Regions from separate parts of the Homo sapiens genome. Here region 1 is linked to region 2. A link is a loop called in an ENCODE intact Hi-C map of the cell type or tissue named here. Cell type or tissue: breast epithelium. All regions are shown on one strand. Links, peaks and the distances in the headings refer to the core of each region. The heading gives the core; the rest is flanking DNA.

Evidence for each region. Peaks named below come from ENCODE experiments on the same cell type or tissue, not always from the same donor. Only the 100,000 strongest peaks of a DNase experiment are listed, where the experiment ranks them.
Region 1: a loop joins it to region 2, with 20 times the contacts of the local background. A loop is called at or near these places in 1 of 110 quality-filtered maps.

The regions. Positions count from the first base shown.
Region 1 is chr6:5,336,462-5,345,635 of GRCh38, forward strand. The region is part of intron 1 of FARS2 (phenylalanyl-tRNA synthetase 2, mitochondrial); the gene reads left to right. Among named protein-coding and RNA genes, the nearest start is that of FARS2, 80 kb to the left of the region's middle. In breast epithelium, for the core only: no CTCF peak of the experiment used is centred there; no DNase peak of the experiment used is centred there.
Region 2 is chr6:5,282,529-5,291,702 of GRCh38, forward strand. All of the region lies in intron 1 of FARS2 (phenylalanyl-tRNA synthetase 2, mitochondrial), which reads left to right. Among named protein-coding and RNA genes, the nearest start is that of FARS2, 26 kb to the left of the region's middle. In breast epithelium, for the core only: no CTCF peak of the experiment used is centred there; no DNase peak of the experiment used is centred there; H3K4me3 peaks cover 418 bases; H3K27ac peaks cover 1,175 bases.

The DNA of each region.
Region 1 (9,174 bases), core at 3,346-5,845, 54 kb after region 2:
CCTATTTTCAAAAGTCCAGATTTTTTAAAATTTATTTTTAATTTTTAATTTTAAAAATTATGGGTACATAGTAGGTGTTTATATTTATGGGGTACATGAGATGTTTTGATACAGGCATGCAATGTGAAATAAGCACAGCATGGAGAATGGGGTATGCATCCCCTCAATCATTTATCCTTGAGTTACAAACAATCCAATTACACCCTTTATTTTAAAATGTACAATTGTTACTGACTATATTCACCCTATTGTGCTATCAAATAGTAGGTCTTATTCATTCTTCCTATTTTTTCAGATTAGTTTTTGAAAGAAAATATATGCGTGTGTTTCCTCATGCACTGCAGATATTTCCCACAATTTCTTTTTCACCCTTGCAAGTTTTTGATGTTTGTAAACATCAGAAGTTTTAAATTTTCATGTGGTCAAATGTATGTATCTTTCATTTGGTTTTGTTTACTTCTTTTAAATTTCTTTTGTAAAACAGTCATTCCTCACACAAAATCAGTTAAAGAATTACCAGTATTTTTTATTTGTTTTTCTTTTTAAACAGGTAACAAAACTCTGTATATTCTATTTTGGCACATGACAGGAAGTAAATATCACTTCTTTTTTTTTTTTACCCAAATAGTTTTTCAACACTATTTTGTATGTAATTTATTCCTTCTACATTGGTTTATGAGATTATATATGTATGTGTGTGTGTATGTGTAAATATATATGTAATATGTATATATATATATATGGAGAGTGAGAAAGAATTAAAATATCAGAGTTTGTTTGCTGTGTCAAGTCTTGTGTTAGTTTTCATTATTGTGGCTCTCATTGTCCTTTTTAAGAAAAATTCCTGGCTCCTGTCAATTGTTTAATCTTTCAAACGAACTTGGGAATCATTTTCACAAGTCGTTCCCCTTATTTTCCTCTTTCTTCTGCAGACCTTTTCACTGTGAATTCCAGGAAAATAATTTGGGTAGAGCGGCATTTTATACTATTCAATCTTCACATAGAAGGAATATCTCCTTTTTAAATTCCAATTTTCTTTTGTGGTTTCTTATAAAGTCTTGTGACTTGTTTCACATAGGCCCCTTTATGTATTTGTTATTGTAAAGGATGTTTTTCATTATTCGCTATTTACTGTTGGTAATTGCTGGGATTTAAGCTGTTGATTTCTCAAAATTGTAAGTTAATTCCCTTCACCAAGCTTTTATTTGTTCTAATAGTTCATGAGTTCATTCACTTGAGCATTCAGGATATACCATTGTGTTGTGGCCAAAAACAGTATGTTGGTTTCTTCCTTCTAGTGGTCACATTCCATTACTGCCTGTCTAATGTTCTTACGTTGGCTAAAATCCTATAAATTTTAGAAATGATTGGCTGTAAAGTGCCTATTTGCTGTTAGGAGTGATTTTGTAACTCATCCAGAGACCACAAATTACTGTGAAGAAAGGCTTCTGGGAAAGCATCAAGTTTAGGTGGTAATGCCATCTTTTCATATTTTTGGTAGAACAATTAGACTTTTAGGGAAAATCTATTAAAATAGTAGATTTGAAAACTTAAAGCAGATTTTAAAATAGATAATTGTATATTTTTGTCCTTTTTCTGTTTCTGGATGGAAACTTGGTTATATTGAGAAAGAGAAACATAGAATGAAAAAATAATGAGTTCACTGATTCAAAAGTAAAACCCAACTTTTATGGATGTTGTTTTAATAGACCTATAGATTATATAGAATAAAATAGTTTGGATTTTTTCCACTAGATTCAGGTAGAGTTATCTTTTTAAAAAATTATTCATGTGAATTTCCTACTAACTAACTTGCTCTCACGATGTGCTGTTTTTCATTTCCTGAATTGTGTATTGTGCTTTTGTTTTTACTAAAGCTGAAAACATCTATCTGTTTGCTCTCTGGGTGTGTTTTCGTCTCCCTTTCTGTACTGTTTCTTGGATGCAGGTGTGTCGTCTTTCTTTTCTCCTCAGCAGTCTTTTGCAAAGCCTTTCAAATGCCCCACAGTCCTGAGCAGAGTTCATATGGAACGTGGCCTTGTCCAGGTTGCCTTGACCGCAGTGACTTTCCTCATGCTCTTTCCTCTGCTCTAAAATGCTCTCCCTTTTCCCCACCCACCCAACCCACCTGCACAGAAGTTTACCTCTTTGATAGAACTCTCTGATTATCTCAGGTATGAGTTCTTGGATTTGCAGGGCACTTCATGGCATTCTCTATGGCATTTAGTAGTCTGTAGCTTTCATTCTGTGTATGTGAGACGTGTTTACAGTTTGGCACAGTTTTCATGGCTATATCACATTCTCCGTGAATCTGCAGTGCTTAGCATCACCCTTGTTTGTTGAACGAGTGAGTGCAGGGCTGCTGTACTTTGGTGCTCAGTGCCTTGGAACATGCAGTTTTCTTGCGATTTTCCTGTACAGTCCCCAGATTTACTAGCCTTCCCTCAATATACTGTTATTTTCAAGAATATATTAACGACTGTCAAGATATGTACAGGTATATGCTTTTTGTTTTTATGGGTGTCATATGTGGCTATTGGTGAAAACGAGTTGAAACTAAAGTTTATATTTTTATATGGCTTTTTCATTTCAAACATTAAAAAACATTAAAAATACACCAAAAGGATCAGAAAAAATGCAAGATGATAAAAATACAACTGTGGCCAAAGCCAGGACTTTGTGTCCAGTGGCATGGCTATACTACTCTGTCAGTATTTTATGTCCTCTAATGAAAAATATTGTACCCTAGTGCCAATGTGTAATGTTTTAGACACTGTCATGTAACTGGGAAAGTGTTATCTCAGTAACAAACAATTTTACCTAGTAAATATTCCTAATTGGCTCAAAGATAACTATATTTAAAATCATGTTTAATAATATCAGTGATAATGTCAAAAATGAAATCAGGGCAAGTTAGCAAATTTTTTGTTTATCGTGCATACCAAAAATTAATTCACAAACCAGGAGACTTCTTTTTTTTTTTTTGAGACGGAGTCTCACCTTGTCAGCCAGGTTGGAGTGCAGTGGTAGAAACACAGCTCACTGCAGCCTTGACCTCCTGGGCTCAAGTGATCCTCTTTCCTCAGCTGGCAGTAGCTGGGACCACAGGTGCATGCTACCTTGCCTGGCTACTTTTTATATATTTATATTTTTTGTAGAGATGGTGTCTCGCTATGTTGCCCAAGCTGGTCTCAAACTCCTGAGCTCAAGCAATCCACCCACCTTGACCTGCCACAGTGGTGGGATTACAGGCATGAGCCATAGCACCTGGCCAAACCAGGAGTCTTCAAACAGATAGTGGTAAGAAGCTTGGCTCACAGCAACTTATAAAGCATAAATGAAGAAGTACATTAATCTCTGTTGCTGTTATTATAATCTTACATTCCTTTCAGGGCAAGCAGAGCTGTAAAAGCTTATTTGCTTGTAGATGGTTGGTTCACTTTTATCATGCTGACAAGGACAGAGAGCTTAAGTTTCGTTTATGGCCAGAGCCAGCATTTTAGAGAAGTCAGGATAGCTGAAGTTTCTCTTATGTGGCTATGGGTGGTTGGCCTAAGGATATGCCCACACTGTGGCCTCCGTTTGATTTTTCTTTAACAATAACGATATTAATAGCAACCAAATACTGACTGAGTTCTTATTAGGTGCCTTTCACATCTACTTATCACAGTGACCCAGAATTGATGTTGAGTCTGCTTTGCTATGCATTTGCTATGCAATGATGAGGCCATACTTTGTGATAAGGTAGCAACTAGTCACCTGTGAGATGTTTTTCCACATGGCTTTGCCTCTGTCCAATACCCCACATGTCCAGGAAGCAGGCTTTGTTACATGACTTGGAGCATCAGCATGTGTTCAGAAGGATGCGTGCGTATACCCTAGAAATAGCTCAAGTTTATTGATTATTTATTAGGTCAAGTAGAAAATTCTAACTAAAGTCTACTCTTGGTGAAAGGTTAATCCTACTGTGTTTTCATTCCTAAGGTCTCAGAATACTTTTGTAAGAATAATCACCTTTTTTCTCTGATCTTCATGTAAATACACGAGCCCGTAAAGTTTGAAGTGATTTTCCTTAAAAATCAATCAGAATTTTCTGGTTTTTTAAAAAATCATTTTTAGCCTACGTTTTCCTAATATTAGGAATGTTAGAGCATCAACAGTGCCATAGGTGATACAGAATAAATGCAAAGATGGAAGTAGGTCTCAGGAAATGGCTATATTAAGGTTTCCGCTTCTTTCAGTAGGAACTCTGGGAGCTCCCTTTTGTTTCCAGTCAAGGCTAAGCCATCTTCTGCCCTTCTGCCTGGGTGCTGCTATGGTTGTAAATGAATTGGCTGTTGCGGGGAGGAGGAACCATCTGCCTGGGGGCTTGACAGGGAATAGAAGACACAAAATGGATGAGGAGGCCGGGCGCGGTGGCTCACGCCTGTAATCCCAGCACTTTGGGAGGCCGAGGCGGGCGGATCACAAGGTCAGAAGTTTGAGACCAGCCTGACCAACATGATGAAACCCCGTCTCTGCTAAAAATACAAAAAAATTAGCCAGGCATGGTGACGTGCGCCTGTAATCCCAGCTACTCAGGAGGCTGAGGCAGGAGAATCGCTTGAACCAGGGAGGCGGAGGTTGCAGTGAGCCGAGATCGTGCTGCTGCATTCCAGCCTGGGCGACAGAGTTTCATATGCACACGTTGTTTCACTTTCATTTGCCTGCTCTGTGGCCATGGGGAGATATATATATATATATATATATATATATATATATATATATATATATATTTTTTTTTTTTTTTTTTTTTTCCCTGTGAGAGCAGTTGTTTTGAGAAAACTGTGAGAAACTTTTCCTGGGAGACAGTGGGTGGGGTTTGACAGCTCCCCCCTCCCTCATCAGTGTCCCAGCTGCTCTTGACCTGCCTACACTGCAAAACATCAACAGGCCCCTAATCGTCTATGTATTTGCGATACTGTTGTATGGTTCTGATTTTCCACTCTTATTTCTGTTTCCCTACTTGGGACTCTTTGTTTTTATTTTTTATCATGACTTTATTTATTTATTATTTTATTTTATCTATTTTTTTTGAGACAGAGTCTCGCTCTGTTGCCCAGGCTGGAGTGCAGTGGCGTGATCTTGGCTCACTACAACCTCCATCTCTCAGGTTCAAGCGATTCTCCTGCCTCAGCCTCCGGAGTAGCTAGGAATAAAGGTTCCCACCATCACACCCGGCTAATTTTTGTATTTTTAGTAGAGATGGGGTTCCACCATATTGGCCAGGCTGGTCTTGAACTCCTGACCTCAGGCGATCCACCCATCTTGGCCTCCCAAAGTGCTAGGATTACAGGTGGGAGCCACTGCATCTGGCTAATTTTTATCATAACTTTATATTCTGCTGCAAGCTGCTTTTAATTATTCAAGTTAAGAGGAAGGTAAAAAAAATAATTTCCAGTTCTTACCTGAGCTGAAAAAAATGAGATAGGTAATATAAGCCAGTTCAAATTACAGTGGAAGTAAGAAAACTCAGTTTCTTTGTAAGGATCTGAGTAGCCCAAGTAGAATCACATGATCATATTGGAAAGCATCTTAAAGATCATAAAGATTATTTGGTCATCTTGTAGAAGAGGGAACTGAGACCTAGAAAGCAAGTTAAAGTTTATAATGCTAGCTATTTATGAGTTCTCCACAACTTGACAGTGTGACTTTCATGCAATCAGCACTTTCAAATATTAAAAGATAGATATCCTCAAACTACCTTTTCTAGGCCTAATTGGGACTTCCATGCATCAGCTGATGAACAAACATTCTAATACTTCATTACAGTCAAGCACAATAATCAACAGTTGCACTTTGCTAAGCAGTGTTTATTTGCACAACTATTTGAAGACTGTGGTGCATTTATTTATATTAGTTTCTAAAAATGAACAGAAATGGTAAAATGTTCTAAGTGCTGATACTAACAGCCAGACAACTGAGACAATGATGGACACAGTTAAGTGACTCATGGTCAACTAGACCAGTTATAGAATATAAGGTGATCTGCCTGTAATCCCAGCACTTTGGGAGGCTGAGGTGGGTGGATCACCTGAGGTCGGGAGTTCGAGACCAGCCTGACCAACATGGAAAAACCCTGTCTCTACTAAAAATACAAAATTAGCCAGGCTTGATGGTGCATGCCTGTAATCCCAGCTATTCGGGAGGCTGAGGCGGGAGAATTGCTTGAACCTGGGAGGCGGAGGTTGCAGTGAGCCGAGATCACGCCATTGCCCTCCAGCCTGGGCAACAAGAGCGAGACTCTGTCTAAGAAAAAAAAAAAAAAGAAAAAGAATATAAGCTGATCTACTCAGTGCACAAAGGGGTGAAAATTAAACATATCCCAAATTCCAAGACTACATTGTCCAAGTGATAGGAGGGAGTGAGAGAGAATTGAGAAAAGATCAGTAAAATATGAAATGAAAATTATTATCAGAATATCCTGGGAACTCAAATACTGGGAAAGAGTTCATGGGTCCATTCGCTAGGTATACAGCTTACTACAGGCCCGTCATCGACAGAAGGCAGCTAGTGCCTTACAAGAAAACAGACAAAACCTCATTAAAATCTACATCACTCATTTCTGCCCTAATCTGTATGAAATGACCATTGATATCTCCTTACAGTTAATAATGGTAGTAATAATTTATTTTACCGATTAGAGATGGTACTACTGCTGACAAAACTGTTGTTTATTACTGTAGACAAAACTGTACATTTCATTTATTTATCTATTTATTTATTTAGAGATGGAATTTCGCTCTCGTTGCCCAGGCTGGAGTGCAGTGGCGCGATCTTGGCTCACTGCAACCTTCACCGCCCTGGTTCCAGTGATTCTCCTGTCTCAGCCTTCCTAGTAGCTGGGATTACAGGTGCACGCCACCACGCCCAGCTAATTTTTGTATTTTTAGTAGAGATAGTGTTTCATCATATTGGTCAGGCTGGTCTGGAACTCCTGACCTCAGGTGATCCACCCGCCTCGGCCTCTGAAAGTGCTGGGATTACAGGCGTGAACCACCGCGCCTGGCCTACATTTCAGTTATTCTTGATGTGTTTTAAAAGTGTGCATTCCATAACAGTTGGATATAAAAATATACATTTTATAACTAGAAATTGTACACATTTTTAGTTCTTTGGAACATGTAAACCCAGTGTTGAACTTCTGTACATTAAGTTTTTATCACCTTTAACAGGAATGTGTCGTGACTGAAAGTGGAGGATGAGCTGGTATGACATGGGTTCTGTCTAGGGATTCTCCTGTGGGAGGGAGAGGACCTTTGTCTTGGTAGCTGTCTACTGTACTAATATTCATGCCTCTCTGCCCAAGTCTGTAGTGTCAGTTTTACCACTTGAGAATTTCAGAAATGAAGTTTACCTCCCCAGTCCCTTTAAAAGATAAAAACAAATTAGCTCAAATTCTAACCACAGCCATAAGTGGTCCTTGTGCATGGCAATGGCTAAGAATGGGCACTGCCTGCTTCTGAGGTGTCCTCTGTCTTTGCTGTGAGCGGCGTGACAGCTGTGCCTTCCGTGCTTCTCTTCGGAGGCTTGTTTCTGGGTATGTGTTCACCGCAATGGATGCTTAGATTTTGGTTCACCGAACGACACAGAAGTCACTGCATTCGATGTGGTGACCTCAGAGCAAGTGGCCTCCAGGTCCAGTTTATCTAAGTCAGAAGCTGTGATTCAGGAAAGCCACTGCAGCTGTTTCCTGTAGAGAGGTTGGCCGAGGCAAGGACCTCATCACCTGTGGGCGTATCTGCTTGCTAATACCATTGCTGCAGAGGAATAGGTTCCTGGAGACGGAGGCACACAGGCCCAGAGAGGAAGTGACAGGGATTTGTAACAGATCACACTGACCTGAAGGAAGGCCCTGACGTAGATATGTCCCCTTTTCACATTCAGAGTCGTTGCTGCTGCTTCTCTTTATGTCTTGGATAATCCACCTTGGCCTCTTGAGTATACTGTACCTCCCTAACCTGCTGGGCTGAAAGGCCAAGTGCAGGCAACTGAGTCTATACTGACCTTGAGTGGTTTAGGGAGGAGGCAGTGTGTTATGGAAGCATCTCCTTGAAGCCTTTGTGTGTATGAAAGGACACATTGCACCAACTGATAAAATCTGCTCCACTAACCAGAGGCAGTGAAGTGAGAGTGAGCTTGCTTGGCTTGGATAACTGACATTTATCCGTCAGCCAAATTCAGTGGAAAAAAGTATGGCAATTGGAGTTAGATCTGGATTTCTGATGCTTGCCAGTCCCGCTTCTTCACTATGTAACCACAGTGCCTCGTTTTCTCTTTCTTTCTTTTCTCTTTTTTTTTTTTTTGAAATAGAGTTTTTCTCTGTTACCCAGACTGGAGTGCAGTGGTGTGGTTTCAAGCTCACTGCAGCCTCCACCTCCTGGGTTCAAACAATTCTCCTGCCTCAACCTCCCGGGTAGCTGGTAATACAGGTGCGTAACACCACACCTGACTAATTTTTTTATATTTTTAGTAGAGATGGGGTTTTACCATGTTGGCCAGGGTGGTCTCGAACTCCTGACCTCAGGTGATCTGCCCACATTGGCCTCCCAAAGTGCTGGGATTACAGGCATGAGCCACCACGCCTGGCCAATGTGTTGCCTTTCTATAATGTAATATTGATCTTTAATTATGATGATGACTAGATGAGACAATGTATGTGAAGTGCCTGGTTGGCGACTAAAGAAATAATAGTATAATAAAAAAAAAACGCCATTATAATTATTTTTATTATGCGTCTGTTCTTCCACCAGATGTTTTGCTGGAGGTGTTAGTAAGAAGGTAATCAGCTTTTAGAGATGTTCCTCTTTGATCTGCTACAGAGGTGAAAAATCTTAAAGGCAAGCTGCTATTTTTGATTTTGAAAAATCTCAGAAAGACCCAGGACTGCAGAGATTGTGAAACTGGTAGTTAAGCAGAATATGTTTGGCAGGAGTGTCACTTCACCCCGAGGTACAGTAAATTAAGAGCAGCATCTTGATTACAGCAAAAGTTCAGTTCTAGGTCTCCTTTACGGGGCACTTTACCCACAGCTTCTCAGGCGCATGTGTAAAACGAAGTCCACGTGCTGTCTGTTCAGAATAGAACGGAGATGAGTGGTAAGAGATTTAGAGAGCAGAGTAATTTCAGGTTAGT
Region 2 (9,174 bases), core at 3,011-5,510:
GGAGTTGAGGGTTAGTGGTAGGGAAAAAAAGAGCAGCTGTTCGAGTTTTGATCAGCTGGAGTGTGCGATTTAGTCCCTGGAAGAGAAAGGGGCTTGGGCCCGTGTGGAGCACTTTGATAGGCTAAGTGGAACCCTGATTTTGTGAAACTTAATAAACTGGTGCTTTAGAAAGGTGGGTCCAGGAATGGTGCCTAGCGTCAATCAGAGAAGATAAGTTATTTAAAAGGGAAAGTGGTTAAAGGCTGTTTTAATTCTCCAGGAGGAAGATGCTGAGGGTCTCTACATTATGTCCATTGTGATGAGGGTGGAAAGGAGGGCCAAATGGCAGAGATATTGTCCAGACAGAGGCTGGCTGAACAGCAGGGATAAAGGAGAGAGTGGCCATAAAGCCTAGTGGCTTGCAATGCATATAGTATAACATTCAAGGGCCAGGCACGGTGGCTTACACCTGTAATCCCAGCAGTTTGGGAGGCTGAGGCAGGTGGATCATTTGAGGTCAGGAGTTCAAGACCAGACTGGCTGACATGGTGAAACCCTGTCTCGACTAAAAATTCAAAAAAAATGCAGGATATGGTGGCCCACACCTGTAATCCCAGCATTTTGGGAGGCTGAGACAGGCAGATCACCTAAGGTCAGAAGTTTGAGACCAGCCTGACCAATATGAAGAAACCCCATCTCTACTAAAAATACAAAAATTAGCTGGGCATGTTGGCATGCGCCTGTAATCCCAGCTACTCAGGAGGCTGAGATAGGAGAATCACTTGAACCTGGGAGGTGGATGTTGCAGTGAGCTGAGATTGTGCCATTTCACTCCAGCCTGTGCAACAAAAGTGAAACTCCTGTCTCAAAAAAAAAAAAAAAAAAAAACAAATTAGCCAGGCGTCTTGGTGGGCATCTGTAGTCCTGGCTACTCGGGAGGCTGAGGCAGGAGAATTGCTTGAACCCAGGAGGTGGAAGCTGCAGTAAGCTGAGATTGCGCCACTGCACTCCAGCCTGGGCAACAGAGCGAGACTTTGTTTCAAAAAAAAAAAAAAAAAATCAGAAGGCATAAATACATACAGGATGAAAAATCAGCTTCTCTCCTGTCTCTGTCCTTCAGCTCTTACCTGGTCTTAGACATTTTCTTATATATGCATGTATATGCATAAACTACATTTATATCGCATTTCTAAAAGGTGTCAGGTACCATTCACACTATTCTTGTTTTTATCCTTTAACAGTATATCTCACAGATACCCTGTATCAAATGTATCAATACATGTAGAGGTGCCTTATTCTTAATTTACTTAGCCAGTCCCCAATCAATAAAAATTTGTTTCCTGTCTTCAGCTTTTACAAATTGTTTAGTGAATATAATATCCTCATTCAGGCATCATTTTGCACACATACAAACAGGTATATATGTAGGTTTAAATTATTGCTTGCCGAAATAAAGGATATATGCATTTAAAATGTTGATAGATATTGTCAAATTATCTTCTACAAAGGTTTTTACCAGCAATGCCTCTTTCTTAGACCCTTACTGATAGTGTTATCAAACAATTTGATCTTTCCCAAACTGCACATTAAAAATACTATCTAATTGTCATTTCAATTTGCATTTCTCTCATGAATGCTATTGAGCACCTTGTTACAGCTTTCAGAGGCATTTGTAATTCATTTCGGGGGATCGTTCTGTCATTAGCTCATTCTCATTTTGCTATTCAGAGGTTGGACTTATATGGAGTGCTGGTGATGGTTTCTCATAAATCACTATTCTGGAGTTTTGGTGGATATATTAAGGCAACAGTCTTCCTATTTTATTAAAAGTTTATTTGTCTTAAGAGGGAATTTTAACTTTGGTCCAATGTCTGGGGAGCTGATGGTATGCTGTTTCTCTTTCGATCGTAGGACAAGTTAGAGAAATAGATTTCCTATCTTGAATTATGGGGTGTGTGCCTGCAATCCACCACCTGCTCTGGCTGTCGTGCAGTGTTCTTCCATGGCTTCTGGGTTCTGTTTGTTAACATTTTATTTGAGATTTCTGCATATAGATCATAAATAGTGCTTATGTTTTATATGTTATTTATCACTGGAACTACTTTTCAGAGATCACCAGTCGCCTTCTGGTGATTACATTAACACTCCCTCACCTTGTTTACTGTCTTCCATCCCCTTCAACTCATCTGTGGCATTTCACACCCTGACTAGTGTTCTCATTTCACCTTCTTGAAATGTTCTCCCTCCTCTTCTGTGATGTGAAGAGCTGAGCTCTGTGGTCCTTGGTGGGTCTTCCTCCTCTCAGCGCTTCTGTCTTCTCCCCAGAGCCTCCCTCCGTGGCCTTTCGACTCCGGTGATCACTGGCATGGGCCTCTCTCAAGCATTGCTTAACATGTTCATCTGCATGGCCTGCCATCACCTGGAACTCAATGTGTCTGAAACAAACTCAGTCGTCACCCCCACCCCAAGTCAGCTTCTCACTCAACCTCTAACGTTTTGTTAAGGATCCTGGCTCCAGCATGTGTGGAGTGCCTTCCATGTGCCTGGCTCTAAGAAGCCAGGTAGCAAGGAGAAAAAGTGACAGCAAAGGGGGCAGGCAACAAATACAGATTTCAAGAGACTTGAAGCGAGAAAGAAAAGGCCACAGGTTGGAGAGGGAGAGGCTGACAGGAGCCTGATCTGTCTGAGGTGCAGAAGCAGTCAGGGTGAGAAGCATCGGATGCAGTGACGGAAGAGGCCAAAGGGAGCAGTGTCCAGGAGGCGACCGAGGGGAGCAATAAGCTGGAGGAGGAGTCCAGAGGGAGAAGGGGAGGAAGGCAGGATCTAGAGAGACTGATGGGGGAACACCAGCTGCCGGAGGATGAGGCCTGTGCTGAGAAGAGTGGGGTTTGGTTCTTGAGGAGAATAGACATTTTAAGTCCTCTGAACATTTTTCTTAATGTGTATTATACCTTTGTGAGCAAAATGCTGTTCTCAGCTACTTTTGAGAGACTCGTAAAGCGTGTAGGAGGACACGGAGGACCATGGGGGACTCATCTTTGCACATGGTGGGTGCTCGCAGTTATTCCTTGAATGTAAGGCTGCATCAGCAAGTGCATTCTCTCTTCAGGCAAGACTGCTTTTCAAATCTCTCCATTAGCAGTTCCATATCAGCAGCTTTAGGGCAGGTAGAGAAGGCGTTCATATCTCTTGAAATGTCAATCAAACCATTTAGGTCAAGTTTCAGTGTCTGTCTCAGTGATGTTATCTCTGTGGGTAGTAAGGGGCCATGAAGCCCAGCTAGCAGTCACCCTCAGCACTCCTGAGAGGCCTCGCGGCATTCCCTGGAATTCCTCAGTCTTGGGTGCTGCTTCTTTGCACGGGGCTTCTTCTCTCCAGTTGTTTGTCCCAATTGTTAAGAAAGTTCATACCTGTGGAGAATATGGTTCTTCACTTTGCTCTGTCCTTCCCACCCACGGTCTCATACACCTGCCTAGAACACTTCCTCTGTTTGCATCATAACATTTCACATGTGATAGCTGTTCCCTTCTTATGTCTCTTTCTCCAGGATAAAGGTAACCTTTTTCGCTCATCTTCTAAATACTTGATTTCCAGACACTTTAATTCATAGGCTTGCATTTAGTACACTCTAAATTGAACATTGGATTGATTGTTGTCAGTGGGGTCAACACTGACCCCTTGTTCCTAGATAGAATTATAATCTGACTGTCCATGTTTCCTTATAGTATCCTGTGGTGCTTATCATAAGGGCACTAAGTTTTTACTTTTTTTTGGAGACAGAGTCTCACTTTGTCACCCAGGCTGGAGTGCAGGGGTGTGATCTTGGCTCACCTCAGCCTTGACCTTCTGGGCTCAAGTGATCCTCCTGCCTCAGCCTCCCAAGTAGCTGGGACTACAGTTGCATGTCACCATGCCCGGCTAATTTTTGTGTTATTTGTAGAGAGGGGGTTTCTACATGTTGCCCAGACTGTTAACTCCTGGGCTGAAGTGATTTGCCTGCCTCGGTCTCCCAGACTGCTAGGATCATAGGTGTGAGCCACTGTGCCTGACCAATCTGTACTTCTATTCAGAATATAAAGTGTGTTTTACTACCCATGCTCTATCACTCTGTATGTAGAAATAAATTACGTATATGTGTATGAGTGTGTGTGTATTATATACATAATTATATTCAATGCGATTTATAAAATACATGTATGATATGGGTACCAAATACATTAATACCATATAATTATGTATATAGAACATGCATAATGTATACTTTATTATTATGTATGTAACACATATGTTGGCATGTGTGTATGTGTGTGAGAGAGAACAGTTTCTATATGTTAAATAATTTCCATGTTAATTTTGGTGCCACTGCAGAATCTTTCTGAGAGTGAGAAACTCCTCCCGGGGCATGTTCGCCTCTGAACCCGTAGTGCAGAAAGCCTGACCTCATCAGACCTAATACAGGAAGACTCGCTGCACTTGTGGCCCCAGGCCTGGCCGCCTGTGGAGCACAGAGCATGGCCATTGCCCCGTGGCTTGGCTCTGTTGAGGGCTGCCTGTTAGCTCCAGCTTTACTGGTAGCCTGGTTAGCTCTTTAGGTAAAGAGCCAGACAAGTTCAATTTGGTTTTGGTGTTGATTCTTTCCAAAGCAAAGCAAATTTCCCGGGTGTGATATAGTGTTCAGATTTGATTTTGCATGTTGAGCCCGAGGCATTCCTTTGCCTGACTTGGCTTCTCAGCTCTGTTTGTGGGGAACTGGGCTGTAGACATTTGCTGTGGACCTTGTGTCAGAGGTGGCAGTGGTGCTAGTGGGGAAGAGAGAAGAGAAATGGTGGAGTGGTCCGTGTTATCATCCTGTTCTAGTGCTCAGAACTGCTCACGGAGGTGTCCTCAGCCCATCCCACAGCCTGTTCCTTCCCGGCCGCACTGTTTCCTCTTTTTATCCTGATTCTCTTTTTGGCACTGAGAGTGGCCATTTTTCCATTGCCTGTTTCCTCTTGCTCTCCCGTGTCCCTGAAATTAGCCTGCCCCTGGCCTGGTGCGAGCCCAATGAGGGGACATTCGGGCTGCTGTTCCTTCATGCTTTCTCCCACCTCATAGCCCTTCCCCGTCCCACAGAAAGAATCTTAGAGAGTTGGCCTACTTTCTGTCGATGCTGCTCCCTTGGAGGACCTCATAGAATGCCACAAATTCTGTATCAGAAATAGCTCTGTTTATTTGAATGGTTGGATGTCACCCTCTTCCAGAAAAACACTGTTAGTACACACGGGGAATTCCTTAAGATGCGGAGCTCTTCTTCAAATTACTCCAGCCCCATGTGGCTCCAGTTGTTTTTTTCAAGAGATGACTCATCTTTGTGGCCACACTTGGGAAATTTAAAGCTGTTCACTCTACTGAAGACAGAGGCTGGGGATGAGGAAAACAGTCACAGAGGCCTCTGATTATTATTAAGGTAGTGCAGGTATCTGTCATGTTCTCCTGTAATATTTTCTCTTTTCCTCTCCCTTCTGTCATCTTCCTTCCTCCCAGCTGCCTTGTTCCCAGAGCCCTCCTCATATTTATCCAGGGAGTGTCACTGCATCCAACATGTTTGTTCCCATGTTGCTCGTTGGCAACGTCACAGCCAGGACTGGGTGACAAAGATCTCCTCTGGGTCTTGCTTTCCCACTGTGCTGAGTCCAGTGATCATCTTTCATGTTTTGTCCAACCATCTGCCCTGAGATCTTGCTGTCTACTTCTTTTGATGTTTGTAGTCAATAGCTTGAAGTGACTTCTTCTTCTTCTTCTTTTTTAACCTCAGTAAATTATTACAAAGCAAATACCCTGACCATCCTAGTCAAAAAAGAACATTACATAAGCATTGAGCCTCTCCCAAACACCAATCCCTCCTGCTTTCCAAGAGGGAATCACTATCAGAACACTTGGGATCATCACTTCTTTCTGGAGCACCTCGTTTGATACCTCATTGTGAAGTCCAGGTTGTTCTTCTCACTTGTGCACTGTACGAATCACCAAATATACTTTCTAATGCTACTGAGTTTGATGAGAACTGTTCTAGAACACAGCCGTGATCTGTGGTTTTGAATATATGTGGTTGGATTCTCCCATTCATTCAACAAGTATATGTACGTGCTGGGCACTGTTGTAGGTGCTGGCAGTATATGGAGGTGCGGACTGGGGACAAAATCCCTGCTCTCATGCAGCTTCCATTCTTCTCATGGAGCTCAAGAAAATGCTCTTAAAAGACAGAGAATTAGAAAAAATACCTCTCCACTGGCTTTTTAAGACATAGGTGAGAGGAAACAGCTATTGTTCAGTCTTTGCCATCACTTCATTGATTCTGATTTTAAGCAACCCAGTTTTTGAGTCTGGTTTCTCCATCATGAAAATGTTGCAAATTTTAGGGCTGTTGTAAACATATATAGCTGTAGATCAAGTCATTTATTCTAGGTTGAATTTCTAAGATATTCAGCTCTCAACATTAGAATCATTAAGAATATTACTCCTACATTTACTACACTTTCTTCACAATCAGCATGCCCTTAGAGTGGGAGAATTTTGATGATTGATTTTAGCATTGATAACTGAAATATTTTTTAAAATGGAAGAAAATGTTAATAAAATATTTTGATGACACACTTAACATGTAACATGAATCAAATTCCAGATTTAAGCCAAAACTCAAGGGATTACATTTGAGTTTTAATGCTTAGAAGTTTGAGTACTCTATGCTTTCTACCAGTGCTCCAAAGACTGGAAATAATAGAATTGCTTGTTTATTTGCCAAATCAGGCACTGGTTTTGTTACTGGAGGAAGGTGTCCAGGTTCTTGGCGTTTTGAACAAAGAATTAGACAAAACGCACAAACAAAGCAATGAAAGAAAACCACAGATTTTGAAAGTACATGCCACAGAATGGAAAGGGGCATGAGCAAGTGGCTCAAGAGCCCAGTTACAGAATTTTCTGGGGTTTAAATACCCTCTAGAGGGTTCCCACTGGTTACTTGGTGTACACTCTGTGTAAATGAAGTAGTGGTCCACGACCAGTCTGATTGGTTGCGGAAAGGGACTAATGAGAGGCTGAAGTGAAGTTACAAAGTTACACTCCTATGCAAATGAAGACTTGGCCTGTGACCAGTCTGATTGGTTGCAGGAGGGGACTAATCAGAGGCTGAAGTGAAGTTACAAGGTTATACTCCAGTGCAAATGAAGACTTGGCCTGTGACCAGTCTGATTTGTTGCAGGAGGGGACCAATCAGAGATACTTTCAATTTTTCATCTGCCACATGGAGAAGAGCAGGGAGGAGTAGCCTCTGGTTCTTTTGTTACTTGGGCATGGAAAGTTGGGGTTTTCCTTTTGATTTAGTTGTAGGAAGTCAGTGTGAATTGGCCTTAGGTTCCCTGCCTCCAAACCCTATTCTCCTGCCTCAGTTTGAATTCTTGCACCAGAGAAAATCCAAAACAGAAGGAATTCCACTCTTTTGTGTTCATGGTTCTTTTCAAAAGCTAGTTAGAGAGTGTAAAATTTTCAATATTTATATTAAATAATGGTGTTTTAAAGTGTAAAATAGTTTTGGACAGAAATAAGAAATAGCTTGCTGTGTATTACATTTCCTGAAACTACAGGAAAGTTGATTTTTGGTATATTTTGATATCCATACCCTTCAACAAAAGTCTTAAGTCAATGACATTTTACCCCCATTTATCTGTTTTGTACCGACTACTATGGCAAGTGACTGTGTGTGTGAGGGAAACAGTAATGCTTGACAACTCATGCTTCCTGATACAGAGGTTTCTCTAGGTAGGTAGTTCACTTTTTGTACAAAGCTGGCAGGTTCTGTGGACAGAAACCATGGTATCTCACAGACTGCATTTAAGTTACCTCTGAGATTGCAAACTCCATGGCAGAAAAGATCACAGCAATTTGGGTATCTGTTTTAAATTGACAACTTAAAATGCACAATATGTTTATTTCTAAATTTTCAAAGTTAGAAAACAAGACAGCCTATATTAAATAATATAGGAATTTTTAAAGCAGAATGTGCTAAATGTAGAAAGTAGCTCAGTTTTTCTACTTGAAGGACAAAAATTCTAGGTTGACATACTCCTATTTTGATGACCTGTGATTGGTTGATGAGCTCAACCTTAGTTGGTAGTATTTCCCTTTTATCCCCCTGGGGGTGGCTTTAAATAATTCTAGAATGGCAGCACTGTGTTAATCTTTGGTTTGTTTGTTTTGAGACAGGTTCTCACTCTGTCCCCTAAGCTGGAGTGCAGTGGCACAATCATGGGTCACTGTAGCCTCCACCTCCTTCCAGCCTTCCACCTCCCACCTCAGCTTCTCCAGTAACTGGGATCACAGGCACACACCACCATGCCCAGCTACTTTTTAACTTTTTTGTAGAGACAGGGTTTCACTATGTTGCCCTGTCTGGTCTTGAACTCCTAGACTCAAGTGATCCTCCCACCTCAGCCTCCCAGAGTGCTGGGATTACAGGTGTGAGCCACCATGCCTAGCCTGTGCTAATCTTAGAAGGAAAATTTCTTTCCAAATGTCTTCTTGAAGCATATAGTGTATATAAGAATCTACCTGTATTTTTGTCATTTTCATACACTTCAGAAATAGTTGTAGAAACTTTATGGTGCGATGTGCATTTACCATGAAGAACAGGCTTTGTTAGCATTTACCTAATAAGTTCCTAGTCATTTTGATTAATTCAGTCTTGTTGACATGATCTCATATAAGATCTAACCACAAGAAGCTGGTGCTTAACCTCGATCCTCTCATTTATCATTGGGATTTTAGTAGGATGCTGATTTTGAATAAGTTGAACACCTTCTAAACTTTTTTCCAAAATCCAGTGCTGCTAAAAACAGTTCTCTGAAGGTGAGGTCCTGGAGAGTTAGGCGGGAGGTGGGTGAAGAGGCTTTAGAGGCCGATGGTGATCCCAACTTCCTAAACTATCCAATTTGGGGGAAAGAATCTTCTTTGATTTTTACAATTTTTAAGAAAATGAAGTCTGAGATCTTTCTTACAAAAAATAATTATTTAGTCTTTCTGGTACTGATAATTAGTGAGAGATTTATCAATCCTTTTTACCCTTAGAATTAAATATTGAATAGCTGAGTGTGTTGGCATATGCCTATAGTCTCAGCTACTAGAGAGGCTAAGACGGGAGTCCAGGAGTTTGAGGCTAAAGTG